Linked DNA regions of Homo sapiens: region 2 is linked to region 1. The links are chromatin loops, found by intact Hi-C in ENCODE. Cell type or tissue: PC-9. All regions are shown on one strand. Links, peaks and the distances in the headings refer to the core of each region. The heading gives the core; the rest is flanking DNA.

Region 1 (8,669 bases), core at 378-8,377:
ACATACAACTTTTGACTCCTCCAGAGCTTAACTACTCATAGCCTGCTATTGACTGGAAGCCTTGCCAATAACATAAACAGTTGATTAATACATATTTTATATGTTTTCTGTATTATATATTGTATTCTTACAATAAAGAGAAAAGAAGATGTTATTAAGAAAATCATAAGGAAGATAAAATATATTTACTGTTCATTAAGTGGTTCCCATGGGTGCTGGTTCCCATGGAGGTTGCCCCTTGTGAGTTTTTGCTCAGGGAAGTTGTGATTCTCTATATTTGCCTGTTGGTCTCCTAATTTGGGAGTCATCAGTTTTCCCTGTGACCTCACTTCTCTTACAGAGTTAAGAACAGTTGTTGGTTTTTCAGTTTGTTCAGTGTTTTACATGTTGTTAGAACACAGTGGTACTTCTAAGTTTCTTAACATGCTAGATCAGAAACCTGAAGTCTCACCTAATTTGGCTTTTTATATTTTTTCTTCTTTTTTTTCTTCCATTGCTACCAAAGCATTTTTCATCTGTGTCTGGGGTGACATTAGAGCAGAATGTGATTTCTAGGTAAACATTATTGGGCTCCCTAGCAGAAAAATTTTTGAAAGTAGTACATGAATTCTGTATAATTAAAATTTTCTTTTCATCTTAATAGGTATAGGTAATAGGCACGGCCTATTTTTTTTTTGCTCAACAGTCTAAAATAGTAATTTAATCACCTAATAGCCTTAGTTATATAGTTGAAAGAAGAGTTGGAAATCTGATTCATGGGTTGGAAATCACCTGTCACATATGAGTTTTAGGCACTGGTCACTTTATTTTGAAACAGCTTTGGGGTTTTTTCCTTTTTCAACTCATAATAGGCTTTAACAGCTTTTAGTTTTGTTTCTGTTTTTTTAACAGCATGAGTTGCCAAATTTGGTTATAGCTTCTTGGTACAAGATGGGTAAATTTGCTTTGTGTTGTGTAATTACTTTTTATTTTAAATGCTACCTCTTTTATGAACACTAACTTTACACTAAGATTAGGAAAATGAGAATTGCATGTCTGCAACAAATAGCTATCTGTAGTATTAAATTGTGAAAATGTAGACTTTGGATTGGAGCTGGCATCTCTTAATATGTAATTGTAACATAGAGTAAATAAGTATTTTGTCCCTTGTAGGGTCAAACAGTACAGTGCATGGGCAGAATTAGAGATGTAGGCTTTTTTTTTTTTTTTTTTTTTTACTGGCTTAGAGAACCGTTTGATCAGCTAATATGGAATTAAGTCCCTAGGGCTGCCCAGGCACAACATTAACTGCTATTAAAGGAAAATTTAAAAGAGTATTAGTGAAGGTTAAATACTGACCATGGACATCTGGCAAAATTGATGTTTTTTTTCCCCTCCACCATTGTTTATAGTTTATTGTTATTTATCAGAGAATTAATGTTTATTTTCAGAATCTATTACCATAAGAAATCTGTTTGAGGACTTCGTATGTGCCAGGAATTCTACTAAATAATGATATAATGCTGAACAGAATTAGATAGGATCCTCACTTCGTTAAGCTTACAGTCTAGTGGTATAGATCAACATTAATCAAAGAATAACACAAATAGAAAGCAGAGCAGTGGTTCATGGGATTGACTGTAGAGAAGCATGAGGGAAGTTCCCAGGTGATGGAAAATACTTTATTTCTTAATCGTGGTGGTTACATGTGTGCATATGTTTATGAAAATATATTGTACATTTAAAGTGGATACATTTTATCACATGTAAATTATGACTCTATAAAGTTAATTAAAAAGAATAACTCAGGTAAGGTGGTGTGTGCGCCTGTAGTCCCAGCTATTTCTGAGGCAGGAAGATCACTTGAGCCCAGGAGTTTGAGTTCAGCATGGGCAACATGAGACCTGTGAGACTTTGTCTCTAAAAAAATTTAAATAAATAACTAAGATAAATGTAAAATTACAGCTGTAGTAAGTTCTACAAAGGAGAGTTACATGGGCTATGACGATGTAAGATAGCAAGAACTGACATTGGCAGGGAGGAAATGATGATGAGTAGAAGTAAATAAGTGAAGTGTGGGGATTGATGTCAAGGGGACAGTATAAAAGAAATAACAGCATGCGCCAAGGCCCTAAAATTGGAAAGTCCTTGGCAAATTAAAGGAGTTTGAAAAAGGCCATTGTGTGCAAAGCAGAAAATAGGTACTACAAGGTAAAAGATGGAGCTAAGCGGTAGGTAAGGCTAAACCTTGTCAGCCATTGTTAAATATTGAATTGTATCCTAAGCACAACTCAGTGGAAAGCAGTTAAAGTTCTTTAATTGGGGGAGGCAATGAAGGGGTAATAAAATTGGTTATAGAAATACTGCTCTGGCTCTAGTGTTGAGAATGAATTGGAGTAGCCAGAGTAGATTCAAGAAGACTTTAGTAAGATTATTCCAACAGGCCAGGACCTGTTATAGGGTGGTGGCAATGGAGAGAGATGGACAGAATGGAGAGTGTATTTAGGAGGTAAAAATGACAGAACTTGGTGATGCACTGAATGTGAAATGGGGAAGGTGTCTAGGAGGACTACTAGGTTTATGGTTTGCGTATTAGGGTGGATGATAGCAGTTTCATTTACTGAGACAGGGAGCCCTGGCAGAGTACCCAGCTTTTAGAGTGGGTAGGGGGAAGGGGAGAGTGCATCTGGTGTTGGGCATTTTGAAGTGATTTACATACAACAAACTGAAGGTATCTTTAACACTGAGTCCAGCAGGTTAGCATATTTATTCAGCAAGCATTGCACCTTTTTTTGTTGTTTTTGGGGTCTTCAACTCCTGGCCTCGAATCCTCCCTCCTTCCCCCGCCTCTCCCAGCCTCCGCCTCCCAAAGTGCTGGGATTTCAGGAGTGAGCCACCGCGCCTGGCCAGCATCGCGCTGTTTGTGCAGTGTGCCCTGTGCTAGGTCTTGCAGTGGGTACCAGTAGAGACATAAAAGTACAAAAGATAATTGGACGTTTAGTAGAGTCCTGAAAGGGGGCGGGATAGGAAGATACCTAACCATAAGAAAAACCAGCAAGAGCGGAAAAGGAGCTAGTCCTCCAGATCAATAAGTTAATCACTTATGTTTGTGATTCCCTGCATTTTGGGTGATTCTCTGTCGAGGTCCTCTTAAGTCCAGACTTTTGATATAATCTGCAGTTTGCGCCATTTGGATTCCTGAAGCATCTTTACAAGCCACCTACATTCCTTATGGAGCTGTGGCACAACAGCAAGCCCACGATGTCTCACCGGATTAATAAAAATATAGGCGCTCACGCTTTTGTTTACCGATATAGTATCTCCTCCTCCCCTCACTCCATCAACCCCCACGCGACACAACTTTCCGGAAGTAAGCAAAATCCGTTATCAAGGTGAAACTCCGGGGACCAGGCTCCACAGCTGCCATAAACTGGATGGCACGTTAGAAGCCGGTGGGTGTAGGTGAGGCACGCTGGCGCCCGCGGGCCCTTCTCCAGCCGCTACCCAGTGGGAATCCGCGGGGCTGAAGCCCCGAAACCAGGCTGAGCGTCCCAGAGCGCAACCTCCCTTTCCCCCAGCAGCGCCGGCGCCGCAGAAGCCGCGTGTCCCCAGGCGCACTCCCCCAAGGTGAACCCCCGCCCCCCACGGAGGCGGCTGGGTCGCGGGTCTGGGCGGGGCGCTCCGGACGCCCTCCCGCCGCTGCGCACCCCTCCCGCGAGCTGCCAGCTCCCTCGGCCTCTCCACCCAAAACTGGCCCAACCGCCAATCGTCTGCCTCTCACCTCCTACAGCAGGTGACCCATGGCCAATCGCCAGGGGTCTCTTTGCCAGGAGCCGCCAGGGCCAGCCAATCGGGGCGACCCCTCCGCCGGGGAGGGGACGGGAAAGGGGTGGGGGGTGAAGGGGGTGAAGGGGGTGTCCCGGGGGACGGGCTGAACCTCAGTCAGGACCGCCTGCACCGCAGTCCGGGGATCGGGTCGAGGGGAGAAGAAAAAGGGGTGCTCGGGAGCAGCCCCCGGCTACCTCCCCTGGAGGCACAGAGGGCGGGGGCCTTGGCGAATGGCTTTCTTGCTGGCCACTTGCGGAGTGAGTAGACCCCGAGGGTCTGGGAGAGGGGCCGGCCCCTACCCCTGAGTCCCCGGGGTCCCGGCCGCCAGGCCGGAGCGCGAATGTCGTGCTCACCCTGCCTCCTTCCCGCCGCCCCCTGGGGTGAGTAGGACGACGTGGCTGCCCGGGCCCCTCTTCCTTGGGAGTTCTCAGTTCCTCAGCCTAGATGGGGTGGAGGCTGAGGTCAGGGCCTCCAGTTCCACCGAGAGGGCATTCGCCCCCAAATGAGACTTTGGAGGAGGTCTCTTTTTTTCTATTCATTTTTGTGGAACTCTGTTTTCCTTTTGAAAGCTGTCTCAGAATATGATTTTAAGCAGAAAAGTTAAGCTTTCTCTTATGTGAAAGCTTAATTTTGACCAGTTGCCCATTAATAGAATCTCCAGTTGCAGGCCAAGTGTTTTTTGGTGGTGGTTTATTTTTGGCACGGTGTTCGTGCCTGGCCCTGTATTTTTTGTGTATAAAGTAATTACGGATGCTATTGTTTTTGAGTATGTGTGTCGGGAAGGAGGTGATTTTACGCTTTTTGGGTAGCTTGTGCAAAAATACTGAAAACTTTGGTATAGTTTTATGGGGTTCTTAGCCCAGCCGAGTTATGGAAAGTTGAGTATAATTAATGGACTAGGAAGCATATTTGAGTAATGCACTTTTTGCTGACATTCATACTGTATTATAAGTATTTGTTATGAAAGGTTGAGAGATGTATTGAACAAGAAAACCAGTTTTGCTAATTTGAAGTAATACTTTGTTTTGCTTTTTGATTAAACTGTTTACTTTTAGCTGTATTAAGGAAGTTAAAATCAAGTAATTCCTAGTTTCTCAGTGGAGAAGCTGGAAGCATCTTAGAATAGTAGTTGTAGTTTTAAAAGTTTTTACAGTGAACTTTGAAACTGGAAATTCTCACGTAGTTAATTATGAATAATCTCTCTTGAACACTGCCTGTATTGAACTAAGTAGTTGATGAAACCCTTTAATGAATACTGTTAGCACCTGTCATTTATTTATACTTTAAATATATTGCTTTACTCCCCCCCACCTTTTTTTTTTTGTGCAGCCCGACAAGAGACAACCTAAATAAAAATACCGTATTACCTTTTCTAGTTCAGGGAAGGTGTATGATTAAAAGTCAGATTTGGGCCAGTCGTGGTGGCTCAGACTGCAATCCCAACACTTTGGGAGGCTGAGGCGGGAGAATTGTTTGAGTCCAGGAGCTGGAGACCAGCCTGGGCAACAAAGCCAGAACCTTCCCCCCGCCCCTGCCCCAATAAAAATTTAAAAATGAGCTGAGCGTGGTGGTGATGTGCACCTGTGTTCCCACCTGCTTGGGAAGCTGAGGCGGAAGGATCCCTTGAGCCCAGAAGTTTGAGGTTGCGGTGAGCTATGATTGCACCGCTGCACTCTAGCCTGGATGACAGAGAGCAAGACTCTGTCTCAAAGCAAAACAAAACAAAACAAAAAGGCGGGCGCAGTAGCTCACGCCTGTAATTACAGTGCTGCCTATAATCCCAGCACTTTGGGAGGCCGAGGCGGCCGGATCTCTTGAGGTCAGGGGTTCGAGACCAGACTGGCCAACATGGTGAAACCCCGTCTCTACTAAAAACACAAAAATTAGCCGGGCGTGGTGGCGGGCGCCTGTAGTCCCAGCTACTCGGGAGGCTGAGGCAGGAGAATCGCATAAACCCTGGAGGGGGAGCTTACAGTGAGCCGAGATCGTGCCACTGCACTCCAGCCTGGCGACAGAGCAAGAGTCTGTCTCAAAAAAAAAAAAAAAAAACTCTTAAAGAAAAAAACAGATTTGTAGTCTGATTTGAGAGCTTAAGTGAGAAACAAGAAAGACAACAGACAAGTTTCATCTGTTTACAAAGTGCCCTGAGTTTGGCTTTGACAGAGATGACGATGAATTTGGAAGTGCCCTTCAGTAAATACGAGGATGCAAAGGCTGTCTACTGGTCACGTTCATTTTGGTATTTCTAAAGTTCTATGATATTTTTAATGTGAAATTTTTCAAATGTTTTTTAATGTGAAAAGATTATTATATTTTGTACGCTCAGCCATCCCCACTTCAATCTCTGTTGATATTAAGATTAGTAGGGAATTTAACTGTAAGTTTGGTTCAGCCAGGAAAGAGCATTATTTTGTTAGCACCATGTTCTGCTGGTTGGAAAGTCAGGCACTCACATGGTTTGCACGCTGTTGATTAAGAAAGGGGACGATGACAAGAAAATCTGATAATCAGGCTTTTGTTCAGAGAAGCAAATTCTAGGATGTCCCCTGGGGTATGTTGAGTTCTATCTGTAGCTAAACTTTATACTGTAGAGCGAAAACAGATATTTATGATGATTCTTATATAGAAAAAAGACTTTGTGATTACTGTAGTATACTTAGAAAATTATATTTAGGAAGCTTTTCAGTAAAGGTTTAAACAAAGATTGTTAAGCTTGAAAGAATAGTTCTTATACTGACAATGTAATTAAGCCACGTATTCCTCCTTAAATATTTTAATGAAGTTCTACCACACACAGGCATTTAAAGCTACTTTCCATCTTCCTTATTTTCCATCTCCAGTCACCAGGTCCTGTTATGTTTGCCTTAGTAATATTTTTCAGATTCGTCACTTTTTTCTAGATGATAATGCTTTAATTCAGGCCATCATGGTCTCTCACCTAGACTTTTGCAAGGCTTTCTGACTAGTCTGTCACTGGACTCCCCTTACCCCATCCTTTTTATCCAAAAACAAATTTGGAATGGGTTGCCGCTCTTATAGTTAAGAATGTGTTTTGGCTCCTCCTTGCCAGAGTCCAGCTGCCCAGCATGTCCTGGAGGCCCTTCTTCATATTCTGGTCCTGATTTATCTCTGAGTCCAGACTCAGCTCCAGGTGCTTTACCCACGGCATCCACTGTGAACTGTTTCTCATTGAGAACATGCCATAGCCTCTCACAGTTATTTGTCTTTTCACAGCCTTTCCTTCTTGCTTAGATTACCCCACTGTATCTCAAGTGGTAAGCCTCCAGTTCTTCCTTAGCATACAGCTCCTGTGTTAACCTTTTCTATGATGCCTTCCTTCAGGCAGGGTGAGTTTGTTACTCTTGTGTGTGCTACTACAGCACTTTGCTCATATCTCCATATCACAGCCTTCACTAAGTTGTATTGTAAATTTTTAAACATATGTGATTCTTGCATTAAACCCTGATTTCCTAGAGATCTGGGGTTCTCACTCATCTTTGTATCCCCGGGGCCTTTGTCCCTAGTTTAGTGCATGGCACATAGTAGGTGTTCAGTAAGTGCTTAAGTGATCAAAATATGTGACGATAATAGCTTAAGTGTGTAAACCTTTGACTCAGTTTTACTGGAGTTAGGTTTTTCCCTGTGAGTTAAAAATGCTTCCTAGGTCACCAAGCTCCCTGGTTGCTACCAGACATGAGAAACGGGGGATTGGAAAAATGTTTAGAAACAGTGCTAAAAATGGTGAGCAGGGCCGGGTGCGGTGGCTCACGCTGTAATCCTAGCACTTTGGGAGGCCCAGGCTGGCAGATCACCTGAGGTCAGGAGTTGGAGAGCAGCCTGGCCAACATGGTAAAACCTCATCTCTAATAAACGTACAAAAATTAGCTGGGTGTGGTGGTGGGCATCTGTAAGCCCAGCCACTTGGGGGGCTGAGGCAGGAGAATTGCTTGAACCTGGGAGGAGGAGGTTGCAGTGAGCCGAGGTCACACCATTGCACCCCAGCCTGGGTGACAGAGCGAGACTCTGTCTCAAAAACAAACAAAAAAAAAAGTGGGCAGACTTCCAGGACTCCCCACCTTCCCCTACCCAATCTATAGGACCTCTAACATGATTAAAATAATACTAATAGTAGTACGAGTACTAATTGGTTCTGGAGTATTGTTAGTATCATAGGAAAAAGCATGTAGGCTAGCTAGAATGTCAGGGAAACTGCTTTAAAGGTGAAATTTGAGCTCATTCCAGATGATTAGGTAATGCTTAATTATATTTGCTATTAATATTATCTCTATTGTCCTTAAAGACATCCTTTGAAGATGATGATAGTACCTGGCCATAATAGACATTAAATAAATATATGTGTCATGAATGAATGGTTTGGTTGCTCTGTATGTGTGTGTATACATGTGCGCACGCAGGAGAGAGAGAAGAGAACTGTAGTTCCTGCCATATTGGAGTTCATTTATTTCTGGAGACACCTTTAGGAACTTGGCTTCTTTGCTGTATTGACTGAACAACTCGTTTTTCCCAAAATGTGCCACTTCAATTAAGTTATTCTGCTTACTCCGTTGTTTCTTTGCATTCTCTGCATTCCAGAGCATGTTTTAAAATCTGGTTGTGTTAGTCTTTCTCACTCAGTTTCAAGGTTACACTAAATGACAGAGTTTGCTTGTGTTTTGACATATTTTGTCATACCGTGGAGGACTTGGCTGCAGTTGGAACCTGTAAATTCTTACTGTGTTTATTTAAATGAAATTAATTTTTATTAAGGTGAATACACGGGCCCCAGGTTTTCCAATATGGTTAGGAATTTATCCTCCTGGTGAACCTAGTTGTTTACCTGGAAGTATTGGCATCACACAATC
Region 2 (8,669 bases), core at 137-8,136, 70 kb before region 1:
CCCCTATCTGATGAGCTCATCGCTTAAGAGACTTTTCAAATGTTACCTCATCTGTGAAGCCTTTCTAATCCGCATACTTCTAACAGGTTTAATTCTCCCCTATCCTCTACATTTTTTTTTCCTTCTTCCCCCACTCCTGCTTCTCCTCCCCCTCCTCGCTCTCCCCCCAACTTTTGACAGGATCTTGCTCTTTACCCAGGCTGGAGTGCAATGGTGCGATTATAGCTCACTACATCCCCAAATTCCTGGCCTCAAGCAATCCTCCTGCCTCAACCTGCTGAGTAGCTAGGACTACAGGTGTGCACCACCACACCTGGCTAATTAAAATTTTTTTTTTTTTTAGAGACGAGGTCTCACTGTGTTGCCCAGGCAGTCTTGCTAACTCAGTCTCCTAACTCCCGACCTCAGGCAGTCCTCCTAACCCAGTCTCCCAAAGCATTGGAAATTACAGGCACCAGCGACCATGCCTGGCCTATTTTTTTACATTTGTAATTTAGAGCCATGAAATTACTTGTTACATTGTATTACATGTTAATTTTTCTGTTGTCTCCACTTGGATAATAAGTTCCTATTCAGTGTCACAGTTGCCTGGCACATAATAAATACTCAAAAATGCTTATTGTTAATTTTATGTATTTATGAAAATAATCAGTAAATGTTGGGAAATTTGCCTTTACTATGGTTTGCATACAAAAGAACTGTGGGAGTTATTTATCTTAAACATAATGTGAGCCAGTGGTATGATGTATTTTCTAAAAAGAACAAAGCAAAACACCCACATGAACATAGGGTACATAAAAGGAGAATGGAGAAAGGGACCATAGAGGAAACCCAGATCAGGTGCTGTGCTGGATGATTTTCATACACATTCCTATCATAACCCTGTCAGGTAAATGCTCATATTTCATTTTGCAGATGAGGAGACTGAGACACAAACTACTCTTAGTAACTTATCAAGGTCACATAGGAATGGTGAATCTGAGATTGGACTTGGGTCTTATTTCAAAGCCCTGTTCAATTCTTAATGTTACTAGGCTCCCATTCCTCTGGACTAGAAGAGTGAATTCAGATACTGTAAGTCATTATAAGGTAGTGTCAAACCAGTGGAGGAAAGCAGAAAAGTGAAAAACCTTCTTTGTGTTGGTTATGAAGTGTGTGCCACTAGACGGTGCCCTTTCCTTGATGAAGAAATAAAATGTTGCTTGAGTCCTGTGGTCTGATCCTCTCCCATACTAGTCAAAAACAAAACATTGGCATTTTCAGATAATATCTGGAAAATGGAGACATGACAACATTAAAGAGGCAGTGTGGCCCGGGCTTGGTGGCTCATGCCTGTAATCCCAGCACTTTGGGAGGCTGATTCAGGAGGATCACTTGAGTCCAGGAGTTTGAGACCAGCCTGGGCAACATAATGAGACCTCTTCTCTACAAACAAACAAAAAAAATGAACAAAATTGGCTGGGTGTGGTGGCTTACACCTCTATCCCAGCTACTTGGGAGGCTGAGGTGGGAGGATCACTTGAGTGCAGGAGGTCGAGGCTGCAGTGAGCTGAGATCATACTACTGCACTCCAGCCTGGGTAACAGAGCAAGACCCTGTCTCAAAGAAAAAAAAAAAAAAAGTAGGGTGTAGTGGCAAAAACAAATACAGGGCATGTATGTAATGAAATTCAGACTTGGATTCTGCCACATTCTGGCGTTGTGACTTGAGGCAACTTTTCAGCTCTGAGCCCTATTTCCCATATCTCTGGAATAGACATCATGCCATTTACTCATAGTGTTGTGAGTACCAGATTAGTTAATACATTTTGAAAAGTACTCAAACACGGTGTTTGGAGCTTAATAGGATCTAAATGAATGGTAGTTTTTTTTTTGTAATTCATAATTTCTATTAATACAGATGAATCTCAGATTCTGAAGAATTCTAAAGGGCCTTAGGAATCACCAAAGAAAAATGAATTATATTAAACAAAGTTTTAATGGTAAATTTATTATACATCTTTGAAAACTATTAATCTACATGTGATTTAGAGTGACCCTCTTTTACTCCATCCAGTGAAACTAAGTATTCCATTTACCTGTTGTGCTAGGTATCAGAATTGAATGTGATTTCCTGAGAGATGCATTATCTATTCTCTTTTCTTTTAGTCTACCACAAGAGAGGTCGGTGGTGCACCATGACAGAATATTAATATTTTCAGTAATGACTTCTGTTAGTGCCCTATTTCATTGATACCATCACTTTTTTTTTTCACAATGCAATAAGGTGTTATTTTTAGGTTAATGTATAACCTTAAGAATGTCTTCCTTTTTCCCTTGGATCTGTATCCTGTAAGAACTTTTATCAATTGTCTTGTTATTTCACAGTGAAAAGTCACTCTATTCATTGTGGCTTTTCTCGTTAATTCAGTAGCCTTTTTGTAAGCTCTTTCTCTTCTCTATGAATTTAATATTGAAAATATCCTCCCTTGGGCAAGATGTAAACATCTATTTAATCTCTGTGATTGGTACATAGATGTCATTAGTGCTCTATTTTATGAATGTTTATACTATTTCATAATTACAAATTAAAAATTAAATGAAAAAGAAAGTGATGGAAGAATATATTCCAGGCAAGTGCTAACCATAAGAAAGCTGGGAAACAGAATTAATATCAGACATAGAATACTAAGAAAAGAAATTAAATTGTTATGGAAAAAGAGAATACCAAAGACGCAGTATCACATAGATAACATTCTTTGACAACAATGGAAAAAATTAGAAATCCCTTGATGAAACAGTAGCCACCCACCTCACACACATACTTCTGAATAATTCATTGGTGGAAGTAGAAATGATAATAGAAATTGTGAAATATTTAAGTCTGAACGATAATGAGAAAACCACATGTTAAAACTGCATCTATGGAAGTCTGATTTATAATCTTAAATGAATATATTACAAGACAGATTGAGAATTAATGATCTAAACATTAAAATTTTAAAATTAGGTAAAGAAAAGAAATAGCAAAGGAAATAGAAAGAAGAAAATAACAAAAAGAATACACTAATGAAATGGGAAATAAACAGTAGAGAGCATAAACCAACTGAACTGTGATTCTGTGAAAAAAGTAATAAAATAAACCCTGGTTAGATTGGGAGGAAAAAAACGAAGGCACAAATAAATAATATTAAGAATGAAAAAAAGAAAAGTACGTAATAGTAGAGATGAAAAATTGTCAGGAAGCTACTACAAATACATTTTGCCAATAAATTTGAAAGCTTATATGAAAATGGATAATTTCTCAAAAAAGCATAAATCAACAAAATTAGGCTGTCAAAGAACTTGACAAGGTGATTCTAAAAGTCATTTAAAATTTGGGAAAGGGGAGAGATATTTTTAAAGAATAAGGAGTTGGTGGACTTGCCACTCCAGATATTAAGTTTTTAACTGAAACTATGGTAATTAAAATGGTATGGTGGTGTTATAAGAGACAGAAATAGATTAGCGGAATGGAAGAGAAAGCTGAAAAACAGAACCATTTGGATTTGGGTCTTGGAGAAAGCTGGAAATTTGGTATATGATAGAGCGTTACAAATCAGACATTATCACTTAGTAAATGAAACTGGATCAATTGGGTGTCCATATGAAAAAAAGAAGATTACTCTTTACCCCATGTGATACACAAAAACAAATTTCAGATGTATAAGAGGTATAAAATGAAATTTTAAACTTAGAAAAAAAGCATAGGTGATATCTTTATGATGTCAAGATAGAGCAGAAAGCATAAACCACAATGGCAAATATTTGTGGATTTGACAACATTCAAAATTTAAAACCTTTGAACAAAAAAAGATACCACAGTCAAAGGGAAAAGACAACTCATGGATAGAAGAGAAAATACTTAAAATACATCAGTTGGCAAAGGATTAATATTCTGTGTATATATAAATAACTCCTGCATATTAATAAAGAAGACAAAAAGAAAATCCCCCCAAATGCATACAAATCTGTAAAAAAGACAAAAGAATTCTCAAAATGTAGAAAAGTTACATACTTTCAATTCATGTAAGGGGGAATAAGAAGGTAAAATATTGAATGCAAAAGCAAAGCAAATTGTTTACCACTCTCTTACTGGCATCTAGGCCAGTGCCTAGAAATTCAATAAATACTTGTTGAATCAATGAATGAATGATGCTAAAGTAGGTCCTCCATGCAGCGTCTTCTTTAGTGAGCAGGTTGAACTGCAAGCCATTCTGCTCCCTTCTATATTATTGATTCTGTCACTCCTCTCTAGACTGTATGTTCCTCCAGGGCATAGACATGTTTTGTATCCCTTGGCTGTTACTGTTCTTGGCCCAGAATAGGTATTTAATAAGTTTGTTGAAGTAATTAGTGAATATTGTTTACTGTCACCATGTCCTGTTAAGAACAGGCTTTGGATCAGGGTTTGCAAGACCTAGTATTCTTCTCCCTTTTAGTTGTTGGACTTTTGGCAAACTTAAAAAAAATTTTTTTTAAACCTGAGTCTCAGTTTCTTAATCTCTAAAGAAGAGTAGTGACCTGTTCTGCCTAAATCTCAGGGACCACATTTAAATGCACTATGTGAATGTAAATAGACTTCCAATGTCATTTAAGCAGTGATGAAAAGTATGTGGTTGTAGAGTTATAATGGGAGTAGCTATGCTGTGTATTCTTAGCACTGTCTACATTCCTTTTAGGAGCCTGTGAGCAATCTATGTCTCAGAGGAGTCATCATTCTTTTTTATTATCTTTGGAACCAGTTCACCAGCCTACTTTTCGCAAAGGGAGATTGGCCCCAAAATAGCCAGAATTTTGTTTCTCTTTTTTTACCCCAAGCCGTGAGAGCAAAACTATCTGTCTGTCTTTGGCATCAGAATGATGATTCATGTCTGAAGTATGTCTGTGTGTATAGAAAAAAAACGAAAAGAGAGAAAGTCAGGAAATTCATCCAGTGGGACAAGACTGTGTAGCTCTAGTTTCTTTTTGGTGCCTTGATAGTGTGACCCTGGAGCAACAGGCACCTTGGTGACCTCAAGTACTGATAGAACTTTAAGAAGCTGACCATCTGAAACCTTCAGAAAAAAATCATGAGAGGTCACTGAAAGATGTATATGTTTATTATGTTGGCACAATGGGGGTCATAAAAGTGGAGTTGAAAGAAAAACATTGATATTTTTGTGGGTTAGTATAACAAATAACTTTTCTTAACAACAGAACACCATTTCATATATAGATTATCAAAGGGAGTTTTGCTTTACCAGATATAATCAAAAAAATACTCTAAACCCAGATAAAGGGAGAGGAAGGATGTCTCAGGCAGAGGGAACATGTGCAAAAAATGGTGGTAGGAGAGAAATTGGGGCAATTGGTAAACCTTAAGCTATTTAAGTGTAGAATAGAGAGGTAGGCATGGAGCAAATCACTAAGGGCCTTGTAGGCTAGGCTGTGGCGGAGAGTGACCACATCCCTTAAACCAGAACTGCTTGAGAATGAAAGGGGGATCTATTCATTATTGAGCCAGGACAACAGGAATAATCCAGGATTGTTCCTGGCAAACCAGGTCGTATGGTCACCTTGTGTGAAGGTGAAGAAGAACCATTGGTGTGGTAACATATCCTCCAAGGAATGGAAGGTTAAAATAAATTATAAACTAGAGGATTGGACAGCTGAATAATCTTGACTAAAAGGGAATGAGAGAGGCTGGCCAATTGCTTGGTTAGGACATGGAATTGAAAAGGGCTGTTGTTAAAGAGTATAAAGACTTGAGTCTTGAGTATGTGTAAATGCAGTTGGGAAAAAGAGAGAGAGAGACAGAGAAGAGAAATAGAGACCAGGAAGAGAGAGACAGAAATTGAAAATTGGCAGGGATATGGAGCATGAGTGTGGAAGGACTGGGTTTTCGATAGAAGAATGGATGCCTTTTCCATTATGATAAGTGGAAAGGAAGCATGCTGGGTTTAGATGCAAGTGAGTCTTCAGGTGGGAGGGCACATCAGGAAGGTTTAGAATTTCTACCCGATGGCTGCTTTTGTTGTTGGGAGTCCTAGCCAATGAATAAAGCAATAAAAGACATATAAGGTGTAAGGCTTGGAGTAGAAGTAATAAGACTATTATTCACAGCAACTTAATCGAGCATATGGAAAATCCAAAAGAATCTATAGATATAACTATTAGAATTGAGAATTGAATCTAGCAAGATAAGCAGATACAAAGTCATTATATAAAAATCAACGAATTTTTTTTTTTTTTTTTTTTGAGACAGAGTCTCGCTCTGTCGCCCAGGGTGGAGTGCAGTGGCGTGATCTCGGCTCACTGTAAGCTCCACCTCCCAGGTTCACGCCATTCTCCTGCCTCAGCCTCCTGAGTAGCTAGGACTACAGGCGCCCACCACCAGGCCTGGCTAATTTTTTGTATTTTTAGTAGAGATGGGGTTTCACCGTGTTAGCCAGGATGGTCTTGATCACCTGACCTCATGATCTGCCCGCCTTGGCCTCCCAAAGTACTGGGATTACAGGCATGAGCCACCGCACCTGGCCAATCAGTGATATTTCTGTATACTAACAACTGGCAATCAGAACATGAATTTTTTTAAATGGAGAACATTTATAATAGCATCAAAAAGCATCAAATTTTTAGGAATAAATATTAACAAAAGATGAGTGAGACCTCTACTCAGGAAATGATAAAACATTATTGAAATTTAAAAAGACCTAAATAAATGACAGTCTATTTATTTAGACTGGCAAATCCCAGTTTATTTCTAGTCATTTGAGTCATTATGCTGGCAAGTGTGTGTGTGTGTGTGTGTGTGTGTGTGTAAAACGTGTGTAGCTGACTAAAAATTTATGAAGAGTCAAGAGTATCCATTCCTGATTCCTGCCTTCTCAGCCAACATACAGAACCCAGTAGAAATGGTGATTTGCTTTCCTCTGCCCCTTTGGGGATGGCTGGCTATGACTATGTTCAAGATGTTTATTTATTAAAAAACTTTTTTTAAATTGGAGGATTTACTCCACCTGATATCCAAATGTAAAGCCTTCCAGAAGATAATGTAGGAGAATATTTTCATGGCCTTGGGACTGGGAAAGACTTCTTAAAGGAGACATAGAAAGCAGAACTATAAAATGTAAAGTCAATACACTGTCCTACATTAAAGTTAAGAATTCTTCATCAAAAGATATCATTATGTGAGTGCAAAAGCAGGCAACAGAGTAGAAGTAGATACTTGCTTAATTTATAACCATTGAAGGGCTCATACCCATGATATAGAAAGAACTCCTACAAGTCATTAGAAAAAGATAGTCCAGTCTTGTCAATGGAGAAGAAACTTAAACTATTTCACAAAAGAGGATCTTCAAATGGTCAGAAACCATGAAAACATACTTAACCTTGTCAGTTATTAGGGAAGTGGAAGTTAAAACCATGATGAGATGTCACTACTTACCTGCCAAGAATAACTAAGGTGAAAAACTGTTAGTGAAGTTATTGGAACAGTTGAAACTGTCGTATACCACTGATGGGAGTATAGCTGACACAACCACTTTTGAGGACGATTTGATAGTATCTCCTAAACCTGATATATGCATATCCTGTGACCTAGCAAATTTACTTTCCTAGATTTGTATTTAATATAAATACATGTATAACAAAAGATATGAATAAGAATATTCATAGGAGCTTTATTCTAATAACGTAAAACTGAAAACAACATAAATGTCCATGCACAATGGAATTGATAATTGTGGGTCTATACAGAGGAATGATATATATAGCAATAAAAGTGAACAAACTACTGCTTCATGCAACAATATGGATGAATCTTACAAACATGGTGCATGAAAGAAGCCAGACACAAAGGAAAATAAGTGGTGTGAGTCCATTTGTATACAATTCAAAGACAGGGCCAGGCATGATGACTCCTGCCTGTAATCCCAGCACTTTGAGAGGCTGGGATGGGTGGATCACTTGAGGCCAGGAGTTTGAGACCAGCTTGGCCAACATGGTGAACCCTGTCTCTACAAAAAATATAAAAATTAGCCGGGCGTGTGGTGATGCATGCCTGTAATCCCAGTTACTCAAGAGGCTGAGGCACAAATATCACTTGAGCCTCAGAAGCAGAGGTTGCAGTGAGCTGAGATCATGCCACTGCAGTCCAACCTTGGCAACAGAGTAAGACTCTGTTTCAAAAATAAATAAATAAATAAATAAGTTCAAAGACAGACTAAACTAATTGTTATATTAGAACTAAGGATAGTATTTATCTTTGGAATGGAGGGTTGGGTTAATGATTAGGAAGTGTTACAAGGGGAGCTTTTCTGTTCATTGAGCTGTACACTTGTGATTTGTATATATGTTACATTTCAATGTAGTGTTATTTTCAGATGAGATAGTATATGTAAAATGCTTAGCATAATGCCTCACTCATGAAAATGAGTTCAGTTCAATAGCTGGCAGCATTAACTATTTACTGTGGTTTAGTGCTCTGTGATGATAAGATTCACGGCAGTGTTATCCAACAGACCTTTCTGCAGTGATTAAAATGTTCTGTATTTGTGCTGTTCAGTTTCATAGTCATTAGCCACAAGTGGCTGTTGAACATTTGAAGTATGACTAGTGTGACTAAGGGACTTACTTTATTTATTTATTTAGTTTTTGAGACAGAGTTTC

The links. Hi-C counts contacts between places; a loop is a spot of excess contacts. Peaks named below come from ENCODE experiments on the same cell type or tissue, not always from the same donor. Only the 100,000 strongest peaks of a DNase experiment are listed, where the experiment ranks them.
Region 2: a loop joins it to region 1, with 2.4 times the contacts of the local background. A loop is called at or near these places in 16 of 110 quality-filtered maps.

What each region holds. Positions count from the first base shown.
Region 1 is chr1:51,725,938-51,734,606 of GRCh38, forward strand. The region is part of intron 4 of OSBPL9 (oxysterol binding protein like 9); the gene reads left to right. Among named protein-coding and RNA genes, the nearest start is that of MIR761, 110 kb to the right of the region's middle. RefSeq lists silencers at 3,499-3,918, 4,129-4,178, 5,384-5,433 and an enhancer at 3,643-4,163. In PC-9, for the core only: no CTCF peak of the experiment used is centred there; DNase peaks (open chromatin) are centred at 3,244 and 3,754; H3K4me3 peaks cover 2,845 bases; H3K27ac peaks cover 1,846 bases.
Region 2 is chr1:51,656,506-51,665,174 of GRCh38, forward strand. The region is part of intron 2 of OSBPL9 (oxysterol binding protein like 9); the gene reads left to right. Among named protein-coding and RNA genes, the nearest start is that of OSBPL9, 44 kb to the left of the region's middle. In PC-9, for the core only: no CTCF peak of the experiment used is centred there; a DNase peak (open chromatin) is centred at 4,796; H3K4me3 peaks cover 1,492 bases; H3K27ac peaks cover 2,811 bases.